Linked DNA regions of Homo sapiens: region 2 is linked to region 1. A link is a loop called in an ENCODE intact Hi-C map of the cell type or tissue named here. Cell type or tissue: gastrocnemius medialis. All regions are shown on one strand. Links, peaks and the distances in the headings refer to the core of each region. The heading gives the core; the rest is flanking DNA.

Region 1 (6,591 bases), core at 1,753-5,752:
ATAATGTTTTGTAACAGTTCTGTTTGATGTGTACTGACGGGAATTAATCATTTTAGTTAACAGAATTGCTCTTTGTTATGTAAACTTTGTAAAGTCCACCTCATATGACCTCTTGCATTTGGGGAATCCAGTGTTCAAAACTGTCATCTTTCTGTGGACAGCAGTATTCCTGTGGCAACTTATGGGACTACATTACTACTTGAATTCAAAATCTGTCCCGCTGCTGTGTTGGATGCCAAGCTAAGCAAAGATGAAAATACGGTAAAATATGTACACACACAAGTCCCATTCCCCAAGAATTGATTAAGTGGAATGAGTATTTGTTTTCCCATTTCACCTTTTCATAAATAGCCAGCCTGTATCAAAAATGACCACAACCCTAAAAATACACCATTTCTAGATTAACACACTTCTGTTCACTTTAGATCTCTGTCTCTCTAAATGTATAAAATGAATAAATTTAGTCCCTTGGAGAACATAAATAGTTTGTCCTGGGATTGTGTGCTTTTAGATTGGATATTTAGGTAGGTTCCCACCAAAATCACCATCTCCCCAGTCCCTCTAAAGGTGGAATTCTCTCCTCATACGGTTTCCCTAACCTCTCTGATATGGCTTGAGCCAGCTCTTCCCATCTTAGCTAGTAGATTTGTATTCTATAAAACAGCCCCACCGCCATCATCACAAAGACCATCATCAGACTGTTAGAATCCATTTTTCAGTCTCTTTGTGCCCATGAGAATCTAGAATGACTTAACTAACAACCAAGATTGATCAAGACTCCTTGAACTAGAGCTAGACTCTGTCTCCTAGGTTGTTAACCTCCTACAGTTGGCTGTGAAGTAGTCAGTCCTTATATTTACCAAAAGTGTGTAGCTGATAAGCCCATTGTTAGCCCCAAATTGTTTATCTGCAAGTGCAACGGACATATCAATACATCAACATAACATACAGAGAAAGAAAGCAGGTGTCAGACTAAAAAAGATCTGAGGTTGCATTCTTCTTCTGCTACTTACATATGACCTGTGTGATATTGCAAAGAAATGTCTCAGGACTTATTTCTCTCTTGTATAGTAAGAACGACACATGGTAGAAATTGAACTAACACATACTAAAGTAGAACTTAACACATGGAGCATAGTAGGTGTTCAATAAATGACAGCTGCTATAATTACTATTGTTATAGTCTCTACTATGACTCCTTTCTGTTATTAAAATAAAGTCAATTTTCCACGTGGTTTTCAAGAGAAAATTAGGAAACCATCCCAGGAAATAGATCATTATTCTTTTTAAATTCTAGCTTCTTTTTTTTTTTTCCTTTTCTACCCCAGGTTTTCAGATATGTAAATCTTTAAACCCACTGTGGAATGCTCATTGACATCAATAAGGACACATGATAATGTAATCATGTGTTCTTGATTCAGCTGGTTTTTGAAAGAAAAGGATAACATAATGGAAAATTACAAAAGCAAAGCCCTTAGCCCCTAATACCCCTTTCTTTGAGGTGACAGAAAAAGCCCTTACTGGTTTCACACAAACTTTATCTGCCATCTAAGTGAAACGAGATTAAAGTTCTCATCTATGCATTTAGCACAACTGATAATTTTGTGAATGCAAAAAATCTAGTGGGAGCGTGCTATTTGTCAAGCACGACGGTTGCCTTGTAACCCTACCTGGGTCTTCAGTGATCCCGCAACCTTATCAGAAGCTGATGAGAAATACAGGGCCCTTGTTCACAACCTGCAGGGGGATACTGTGGCTCCTCCGAATAAAGGTAATGACAGGCATAGTCATTTGAATACTTATCTACCAAGGTATCTGCCAGCCCATCAAATGTTCGCTGGTAAACAGTTAATCTGAACTGGTGGATTCCTGCAGACAGGGAGCAATTGAGGTCCCCTTGCCAGAGAGGGAGAGAAGAATTTGTCTGATTCAGAATGTAGATGCTGGGCCTGCTGGCTGCTGAATAGCCTCCCATTAAAGAGCACAGAAGCTTTTGCATTGGTATCGAAAGCTTGGGCATGTGGGCACTGAGCCCAGCCGGGGCCTGAGGTATCTTCCTGCAAGGGCATCTGAGACCAGGCTAAGCCACCAAAGCTGGATCCCAGGCTTCCTAGGAGGAGACCTCCTTCTGCTCTTGCAAAGGAAACCTTTGGCACAGATGTTATTTAGTTTTTCTAACTCCGTTGACTACAACAATGTAAAAACAGACGTATTTGAAACACACATTTGGAGAAAAAAAATATGGAGTTTATTCTGTTTTTATTTATCTTTACAAGATGTGTTAATTTAATACAGGGAAAGGGAAAACAAATGGTCTATAATCTTACTGCCCAATAATTTCTCTTGGCATCACTTTTGGAACTTTTTTCCCAGCTTAACACGTGCAGAAATATGTACAAATCAAAAGCATAGAGCTTGATGAATTTTCACACACTAAACACACCTTTGTTGCTGGTACAAGCTCCCAGATCAAGAGAAAACATCATCAACCCTCCTCCAAGTCTCCTTGGTGGAGACTTCTTCTAGGCATGACCCACATCCAAGGGCAATCTTGAGCTGAACTTCTCGCAGCATAGATTAGTTTTGCCTTGGCATTTTTTCCTTAATTGACACAAATAATACAGTTCTGTGTAATCAGAGGAACTTAGAAATACAGAAATACAAACTTGAAAGCAAAGCCCTCCCTTTCTTCTTACCTCCTTGTCCCTCAATGCAACTTCCATTAATAGACTTTTTGTTTCTGTTTTATTTTTGCCTTTTTTCAGGGAAATGTGTATGCTGTTTGCTAACATTATTATGTTTTCTTCTTTTTCTCCTCCTGCCCTCCTCTTCCCTCTCCTTCCCCTTCCTCCTCCTCCTCCTTCTTGTTCTTTTACTTTACACACAGCACATCATATATATGTATTGTCCTATTAGTTGCTTACCTTATTTGTACCATTTTTTCCTCATCAAAGGCTATTTGTACAGATCGTATACTAGTCTGATAATAATACTTCAGTAGGGAGTTTGGGAGACAAGGAGGAGGGACATTTCATGTTTTATAACCAAAATAAATTATGTTCTTGAATAGTAGAAAGAAGAAAATTTTTTAAAGATACCTTTTTGTCTCCTTCTGTAAAAAGGCAAACAGTGGCTCACACCTGTAATCTCAGTACTTCAGGAGGCTGAGGTGGGAGGATTGCTTGAGGCCAGGGTTTGAGACCAGCCTGGACAATGCAGCAAGACCTCATCTCTACAAAAAAAATTTAAAAATTAGCTAGGCGTGGTGGTGCACACCTGTAGCCCCAGCTACTTGGGAAGCTGAAGTGAGAGGATGGCTTGAGGCTGCAATGTGCTACTATCACCCTACTGCTCTCCAGCCTGGGCAACAGAGCAAGATCCTGTTTCAAAAAAAAAAAAAGTAAACTAAGTTCCCTGTGGCAATTCCTTTCTCTTCTCCAGATTTCTGGGTTCCTCTATAACAGACATGAGAAAAGAAAGCCCCCTCAAACCATGCAATGGACCCTCTGTGCTCAGACCCCAGGAAACTCAGCCCCATCAGGGGTAATCCTGCAACAACTCTAGAAAAGCCCATTCCTGAACTATGGTGTTAGTTGGTCTAATATTTCATTATTATTTAATATTTTCTTTGCTATCAGGATGAAAAATGAAAGCCTTTCTTTCCAAAACAAAATACCTAGAGATCACCTAAGTTTCCTTCAGTGAGCTGGTTTAACTCTGTTTTTCTTTGGCAGAGGAAATTGCCGTCCTAGAGAGGCATTTTTCAGTATTGCAGACTTAAAGCCTGCAACTTAATTTTAATTAAAATATATTTTTTTCCAGTAGGTGGCACTAGTGTGTTTAGCTAGAGTTAATATGTGCCCATTGAGGGGAATTGTGCAGTTCAAAGTAGCAGCACTTAGCACTTATCAACACGTTCCCCCTACACTCCTAGAGGCTGTCTTGACTTCTCAGCACTTCGAATGAGATTGCAAGATACCCAGACAAGCATTTCAGAAACTGGCCCTTGACTTGTGGCTAATGAAAAATAGATTACAGAAAGGGGAGAATGGATCGCCACTGAAGAATATTCCCTTTGCCCTTTAGTTCATTTAAGGAAATATAATATCTGAAATTTAAAGTCCGGAATTGACATTTTCCTTGTACATACAACTAAACACCGATGAAACAGTAAAAGACTAGCAGGCCTAAAAGTCAGCTACTTAACACGAACATCCAAAGACAGCCATGCACTTTGCTTCTGTTTCAGATTTTCCATTTGTGAGAAAAACGTAATAGTGTCTTTCCCCAAAGAATCATTGTATTTGATGATGTCTCAAGAGAAGACATCAAGAATGCACTCCATTCAAGGTCAATTTATATAATGCTGTCCAAAAGACTTTAGCCTTCACCACCTTTCAGCAATATTGTAAAGGGAAAATTAGAGCTACTCTGTGCATCACAGAGTCTGGGAGAATATAAGACGATACGCTGTGTGGGTGCTTGAATTGTGTTGAGTACGATCCCAGTTTCTTCCCTTTTCTGACTGTATCACCATGGAAGAGTCATCTAAACTCTTTGCTTATTATCCATCTGAAAAATGGAATTCAATATAATAACTTCTATTATTATTATTATTATTATTATTTTGAGATGGAGTCTTGCTCTGTCACCCAGGCTAGAGTTCAGTGGCATGATGTCGGCTCACTGCAGCCTCTGCCTCCTGGGTCCAAGCAGTTCTCCTGCCTCAGCCTCCTATGTAGCTGGGATTACAGGCACCTGCCACCGTGCCCGGCTAATTTTTGTATTTTTAGTAGAGACAGGGTTACACCGTCTTGGCCAGAGTGGTCTCAAACTCCTGACCTCATGGTCCACTCGCCTCGGCCTCCCAAAATGCTGGGATTACAGGCATGAGCCACCGCGCCCAGCCTCCTTTTGTTATTAAGAGTAAAACAAAAAGCCAGGTCTTTACAAAGCGTCAGGCTTGAGTTGTGGATACGGTGTTGTTTTTTCATAGATATAATATTGTGAAATATATATCTGGTCTTCGCCCAGTTTTCTGTCCTGTAGCTCCTAAAATCCTTGGACTCTCCAGAGTGATGAGCGTCTTTTGTATGCTAATGAGATGACTGGCAGCCTGGGGCTTGCTGGGTAGCTTCAGGATGGGGGCTGGTCATCAGGAAGAACAAGCCACCCTTAGAGGGTCAGCCCCACCCCCCAATCTCCAGGGAGAGAAAAGGGCTGAAGGTTAAATTGTCCAGTGGTTTAATCAATCCTGACTATGTAATGAAGTCTCCTTAAAAACCCAAAAGGACAGGGTTCAGAGAGCTTCTGGATAGCTAATACCTGGGAATTCCTAAAAAGTGGCTCGCCGTGGGAGGGGATGAAAACTCCATGCCCCTTCCGGTATGCCTTGACCTATGCGTCTCTTCATCTATATCCTTTGTGAAATCTGTTATAATAAACCAATACATCTAAGTGTTTTCCTGAGTTCTGTAAGCTGCTCTAGCAAATTAATGGAATCCATAGATAGGGTAATGGGAACACTGACTGATAGCCAATTGGTCAGAGGTTATCACAGGTAAAAACAACTTGGGGTTTGCCATTGGCACGGAAGTTGGGGGCAGTCTTGTGGACTGAGCCCTCAACCAATGGGATCTGATGCTGTCTCCAGGTAGATAGTGTCAGAATTGAATTGAATTGGAGAACATCCCACTGGTGTCTACAAGAGATTTCCCACAGAGTCCACTGGAGAACTAATTGGTTCTGGTGGGGAGAACACATTTTGGTGACCAGAGATGAAGTCTTGTGTGTTGGCTATGTGAGAGTAGAGAAAATACTTTGGTGGGATTGTTTTTCTCCAATATCTCTTTAAAATACTGGTTTTTTATATTTGATGTATTTCATAATCAAACATTAAATCATTAATTTTTTTTTCTTTTTTTTTTGAGACAGAGTCTCGCTCTGTCGCCCAGGCTGGAGTTCAGTGGCATGATCTCGGCTCACTGCAAACTCCGCCACCCGGGTTCACACCATTCTTCTGCCTCAGCCTCCTGAGTAGCTGGGACTACAGGTGCCCACCACCTCGCCTGGCTAATTTTTTGTATTTTTAGTAGAGACGGGGTTTCACTGTGTTAGCCAGGATGGTCTCGATCTCCTGACCTCATGATCCGCCTGCCTCGGCCTCCCAAAGTGCTGGGATTACAGGCGTGAGCCACCACGCCGGGCCAATTTTTTTTTTTTTTTTGAGATGAAGTTTCTCTCTTGTCCCCCAGGCTGGAGTGGAATGGCGTGATCTTGGCTTACTGCAACCTCCACCTCCCAGGTTCAACCTCCCAGGTTCTCCTGCCTCAGTCTCACAAGTAGCTGGGATTACAAGCATGCACCACCATGCCCAGCTAATTTTTATATTTTTAGTAGAGATGAGGTTTCATCATGTTGGCCAGGCTGGTCTCGAACTTTTGACTTCAAGTGATCCACCCGCCTTAGCCTCCCAAAGTTCTGGGATGACAGGCATGAGCCACCGCACCTGGCCAATCATTAATTTTTAATAAGCATCACGGGAAGACAATATAGAAATCACTGAAAAGACCCTATATGAATTCAAAGTAA
Region 2 (6,591 bases), core at 1,198-5,197, 55 kb after region 1:
ACACCTTATACAAAAATTAACTCAAGATGGATTAAAGACTTAAATGTAAGACCTAAAACCATAAAAACCCTAGAAGAAAACATAGGCAGTATCATTCAGGACATAGGCATGGGCAAAGACTTCATGACTAAAACACCAAAAGCAATGGCAACAAAAGCCAAAATTGACAAATGGGATCTAATTAAACTAAAGAGCTTCTGCACAGCACAAGAAACTATCATCAGAGTGAACAGGCAACCTACCGAATGAGAGAAAAGTTTTGCAATTTATCCATCTGACAAAGGGCTAATATCCAGAATCGACAAGAAAATTAAACAAATTTACAAGAAAAAAAACAACCCCATCAAAAAATGGGCAAAGGATATGAACTGACACTTCTGAAAAGAATACCTTTATGCAGCCAACAAACATGAAAAAAAAAGCTAATCGTCACTGGTGATTAGAAAAATGCAAATCAAAACCACAATGAGATACCATCTCATGCCAGTTAGAATGATGATCATTAAAAAGTCAGGAAACAACAGATGCTGGAAAGGATGTAGAGAAATAGGAACGCTTTTACACTGTTGGTGGGAGTGTAAATTAGTTGAACCATTGTTGAAGACAGTGTGGCAATTTCTGAAGGATCTAGAACCAGAAATACCATTTGACCCAGCAATCCCATTACTGGGTTTATACCCAGAGGATTATAAATCATTCTACTATAAAGACACATGCACATGTATGTTTATTGCAGCACTATTCACAATAGCAAAGACTTGGAACCAACCCAAATGCCCATCAATGATAGACTGGATAAAGAAAATGTGGCACATACACACCATGGAATTCTATGCAGCCATAAAAAAGGATGAGTTCATATCCTTTGTAGGGACATAGATGAAGCTGGAAACCATGATTCTCAGCAAAGTAACACAGGAACAGAAAACCAAACACTGCATGTTCTCACTCATAAGTGGGAGTTGAACAATGAGAACACGTGGACACAGGGAGGGGAACATCACACAGTGGGGCCTGTCAGGGGGTGGGAGGCTAGGGGAGGGATAGCATTAGGAGAAATACCTAATCTAGATGACTGATTGAAGGGTGCAACAAACCACCATAGCACATGTATACCTATGTAACAAACCTGCACGTTCTGCCCATGTATCCCAGAACTTAAAGTATAATAATTTTTAAAAAGTACTATTTGGGAAGGAGGTTGAAAAGGGATTGCCCAATACTTGGAATACATTTTAAGATCGAGTCCCATCATCTATACAGAAAATTGTATGCAGTCCATTGCCGGAGGCACTGTGATGAAATCTCCTGTGGAGTAAACAAAGAGAGAATAAGCATCAAGACTCAACAAGACTGACTCAACCGGAATCAGAAGAGGACTGGCAAGCTCACAACAAAATCATAATACTGGTCACAAAATCCTCCCTAAGGCTGCCAGTTTCCAGAAGTGTAGCCAGAGCAAATCAGCATGCTGAAAGACAAGTATGAGAGGCTCAGACAATGAGACTTTTTTTTAAGGCACGACACATTCTATAGCTCACCTAGAGAGGTGCTGCAGATGATAAGAAAAATGGAGGTCTTCTTCTGCAGAGAGAGTAAGACATCAAAAAGATTGCAAACCTCAGGGTGATTTAAAAGTACACTCGTTGTCTTTTTGATTTTTTGAAGAAGTGTTGAATTAGGCCCCTGTTAGCTAAAGACTTACAGACCCAGGCCAAATTCCAACAGTCTCAACTCCTTCCAGCCAGCTCCAGGAAGCTGCTGTACAGATTTTTGGGAAGGGAGCCTAAAGAGCTAGAACCACCTGGTTTCAGGGTTACTTGGGAGCATCGAGTTTGCTTGACCTGGTTCATTAAGGGCCATAAAATAATAACCAATTTTTCTAATCTGAGCCTTATTACTGGATAATAAGTTGCATATTTTATTCCTGCCGTGGGTAAGGAACGCTCCATTTGTCTTGTTCATCCCTGAAATGAAAATTGCCTACTTTCTGATACGATCCACTGATAAAAACATTGTCTTAACAAATTTTTCTGAGGAATTTCCCAGACCACAGTGAGGTATGAAAACCAAGGCTCTGGAAGCCAGCTGGGGTGCAACAGACCCAGGGTCCAAGGATTTCCCGAAAGTTACCTCTTTCATTCAAGTTGGTGGGAGAGTTTCAGGGCCAAGGGAAGTCATCAGGTTGCCAGACAACCAAGGAGGGCCCTGTCATCGTCTTCACCGGAGAGAGTGACAGCATCGCTCTTGGATTTGCTAGTCATTTATTGGAATCCCCCTAGAACTTAGGATAAATTGGAAAGCTGAGTGTCTTCAGAAAAACTTTGCAGATTGAAAGTCTGTAAACCAAAGTTGCTGGTTTTGATTTGAGGCCTGTGCCAAACACACACACCCTCCTAAACTGACAGGATCAACCTAGCCACCAGCCCCCAAAACACAAACACCCAAAGAAAATAAAGATTCCAGATCCTGAGAATACCTGTACATTTAACTGCAACCTCTACCACCTTTGGTAAGATAAACAACTCAGACAGGGCTTCAAGTGACCTTTTAATCACAATAAGTGGGTTGCGCAGGGCCCTCCAGAGATTGTAATTGGGCTCACTTGTAACAAAAGGCAACCTTGACCACAAGCAGAGTAAAATCAGACAGGGGCACAACCTCTGCCCTTGCTCTGTAAACTCCCAGCTTTTTATTTATGTATTTTTATTGCTGATTTAGATTTTTAGCACTTGACTCCAAGATAAGAGCTCATGCAGCCTAGTGTTATCAGTTCACTTTTTTTCAGAAAAAAAATGGCATTCTGTTTATTTTATTTAAAACTTTATATTGGCCGGGCGCAGTGGCTCATGCTTGTAATCCCAGCACTTTGGGAGGCCGAGGTGGGCAGATCACCTGAGGTCGGGAGTTCACGACCAGCCTGGACAACATGGTGAACCCCTGTCTCTACTAAATATACAAAAATCATCTGGGCATGATGGCATGCACCTGTAATCCCAGCCACTCAGGAGGCTGAGGCAGGAGAATTGCTTGAACCTGGGAGGTGGAGGTTGCAGTGAGCCGAGATCGCAATGCTGCATTCCAGCCTGGGCAACAGAGTGAGACCCTGTCTCAAAACAAAGCAAAACTTTGTATTGAAAATCAAGCAGAAGAGAGAGACGGAGCAAGAAGAGGAGAATGGAATCATCGTGAACACTTCTTAATCGCAACGAGCATCATTTATTTTCTCAACTTGTGATTCATAGGATTTCATAAGACATCTAATCCACCCTTCTCATTTTACATATGAGGAAATTGAGGGCCAAAATAACTTGTCTAAGGTCACACATGTTTATGGGTGCAAATATAATGTTAAAACTTATTCCTAGCTACTGGTTAGCTTATTATTATTCAATTTCCTGTTCATTCTTTCCATGAGAGTTGATTAGCGTCCAAAAATTTGTGTTTAAGGAAAAGCCTGGCTCGTTACTACCAAAAAGAAGGGAAGACTCAATTGGACAAGCCATTTTCTATCTGTCAAGGCCTGAGAAAGCTGTTGCTCCAAGCCCTGGTAAACAGTGCCACCTCGGGTAACCAGATAGCCCTGAGGGTCATAGTTGCAAGGCTCAGGACAGTAACCTCACTTCCACTTTACTCTCTCGGCTTGGAAAAGAAAACTCTAGAATTAGCTATCCCACTGTCTTACTAAGACTTGTATTATTTTTTTTTTTTTTTTTACCTGCAAGGATTCCTTGCTTTTGCAGAAGTTAGACATTTAAGTTAAAAAATCAGGCCCCAATGGGGAAACCCTACCTCTACTAAAAATACAAAAAAATTAGTCAGGTGCAGTGGTTCACACCTGTAATCCCAGCTGCTCTGGAGGTTGAGGTGGGAGAATCTCTTGAATCCAGGAGGTGGAGGTTGCAGTGAGCCGAGATCATACTACTGCACTCCAGCCTGGGCCACAAAGTGAGAAAAAAAAAAGTCGGTTCCCGGAATATGCAATGGTGATGTTTTAATTTCATGCAAAGAGCAGGTCTTTAGTTATCTGAGTATGTGGTTCTCATTTTCCTTGACTGGACTACTGGGAAATTCAGAGGCCACAATAACGTGAAAACAGTATTTACAAGTAGCGTATTGTTGTTATTACAGCAATTTATCAGTCTCGCTTGTAGCTGGACAAATCTTCTTTCACATTGCCTGAATTAGTGTTTTTAAAACTTTTCCTTTGGAGAAATCTCTTCAACTTCCTATTTCAATTCACCATACAGTTTCTACATGACAGAACCAACATCATGTATATTTGGTGTTTCTTACTTTAAACTGAATTTTAGATTCTATTCTTTATACGTAGATTGAAGAGAATCGTTGATTCACTTCAGAATTCCTCAGCCTCAGCACTGTTGACATTTGGGGTTGGATAATTCTTTGTTGAATGGGACTGTCCTGTGGATTGTAAGATTTTCAGTGGCATTCTTGCCCTCCACCCATTGGATGCCAGTAGCACCTCCCCTCCCACTGTGACAACCAAAAATGCCTCCAGACATTCCATGTGTCTTCTAGGGTGCAGAATCACCCCTAGTTAAGAACCACTGGCTGAGTGTGGTGGCTTATTCCTGAAATCCCAGCACTTTGGAAGGCCAAGGCAGGCAGATCGCTTGAGCTCACGAGTTTGAGACCAGCCTGGGCAACATAGTGAGACCCCATCTCTACAAAACATACCAAAACATTAGTTGGGCATGGTGGTGTGTGCCTGTAGTCCCAGCTACTCAGGAGGCTGAAGTAAGAGGATGGCTTGAGCCCAGTAAGCAGAGGTTGCAGTGAACCAAGATTATGCCACTGCACTACAGCCTGGGCGATAGAGCCAGACCCTGTCAAAAAAAAAAAAAAAAAAAAAAAAAAAAAAAGAACCACTGATGTAACTCATTCAGAAAGTGACCCCGGTAGAATGTAAGCTCCAGGAGAGCAGGAACTGTCGGCTTTGTTCATCGCTGTATCAAGCACATGTTAGATGTTTTTTAGAAAAAGCATTTGTTGATTGAAAGACACAATGTGGTGTCGAAGGGAAAGCCTTGGATTTAGAATCCTCGGACATCGACTGCCACTCCCCTAGCTGTGCTGTTTGTCAAGACCACTTTATCTCTTTGAATCTTAGCATATTGGAGAAATAATCTTAGAGTAATACGTATTGAAGACAATAATACATATTGGAGAAAATAATCTTTACCTTAACTTTACTATCTTGTGAATTTCAAACACGAATTTGTGTGACGATGTTCAGAAACTGTGAAATGACCTTCAGATCTGAAATATAATGGAGGACAAATGCCTTGGAGTAGATGCTGAATTTGAGACTAAAACCCAAGTCCACCTCAAACACGGTTCTTTCTTACTCTGTCACCAAGCGCTCTAACCCAGACTGTTTGACCTTGAAGTAAGGTAAGGACAGAGGAAGGAAATGGAGCTAGATCTAACAGCTCCAGAAAACCAGAGGGATGTGTTATGACTGAGTTGTGACACATGCCTGTTTGTGATTTCTTTGCACAACATAGACTGTTCTATAGTAACCTAGAGGAAAATAATGTGTTCCTAAGCAAGATGGCACAGTAGTAGGTAGGCATTAAGAACCTTTCACGCTACAAGACTATGGTTTCCCTACTCCTTTACCTTACAGACAAAGTGAGAGAAAAATTATGTGTATGTGTGTATGTGCATGTATAAACACAAAATTTGCCTGTATTCTCATTTTCCCTCTTAAGTAGCCAGTTTTGCTGGAGGCCTAAACACATCACCAATCCACTTCTTTTTTTTTTTTTTTTTTTTTTTTGAGACGGAGTCTTGCTCTGTCGCCCAGGCTGGAGTGCAGTGGCGCAATCTCGGCTCACTGCAAGCTCCACCTCCCAGGTTCACGCCATTCTTCTGCCTCAGCCTCCCGAGTAGCTGGGACTACAGGCACCCACCACCACGCCCAGCTAATTTTTTTTGTATTTTTTTAGTAGAGATGGGGTTTTACCATGTTAGCCAGGATGATCTCGATCTCCTGACCTCATGATGCCCGCCTCGGCCTCCCAAAGTGCTGGGATTACAGGCGTGATCCACTTCTTAGAGAGTCCAGCCACCCATCCACTTCTTAGAGAGTCCAGAATAACGATAGAGAGTAGATGAAGAACATCCAGAGGCCAGGTTTCAAGAGAAAGGAGAGAGGATATATAGGTTACACCTGCGTATGAGTGGGATGCTCTCAGAAGATGTACAGGAGCCTTCCTTAGGAAGCCCACCTCATAACACTTGGCCATTGATGCCCCCAGAGTTACCTGGAGCTAGATATTAATGAGCTGGAAGGTGATTGTGGTACCACGTTACCAGTTCTACAGGAACTAGAATCAGCTGCCCTAAGGGTTCGTACCTCAATTGTGCTATGAACAATTTTTTTTGGCTATGGGTAAGGCACTTGGCTTTTGTAGGCCTCAAGTTTCTCACCCAAAAAAGGGGAATAATATTGGTGATCCTGTCTAACTTGGAGTGAAGGGCAAATTCAGTGAAGAACTTAGCATTTTTTTTAGCACTTGTAATTGGTTGTTCTATTAGAGATCTCCAGAGAAACAGAACCAG

The links. Peaks named below come from ENCODE experiments on the same cell type or tissue, not always from the same donor. Only the 100,000 strongest peaks of a DNase experiment are listed, where the experiment ranks them.
Region 2: a loop joins it to region 1, with 3 times the contacts of the local background. A loop is called at or near these places in 3 of 110 quality-filtered maps.

The regions. Positions count from the first base shown.
Region 1 is chr3:66,813,576-66,820,166 of GRCh38, reverse strand. The region is part of intron 2 of LOC105377144 (a long non-coding RNA gene); the gene reads left to right. Among named protein-coding and RNA genes, the nearest start is that of KBTBD8, 180 kb to the left of the region's middle. In gastrocnemius medialis, for the core only: CTCF peaks have their summits at 3,633 and 3,832 (motif pointing right); no DNase peak of the experiment used is centred there.
Region 2 is chr3:66,758,254-66,764,844 of GRCh38, reverse strand. No RefSeq gene overlaps it. Among named protein-coding and RNA genes, the nearest start is that of KBTBD8, 240 kb to the left of the region's middle. In gastrocnemius medialis, for the core only: no CTCF peak of the experiment used is centred there; DNase peaks (open chromatin) are centred at 1,374 and 3,554; H3K27ac peaks cover 3,358 bases.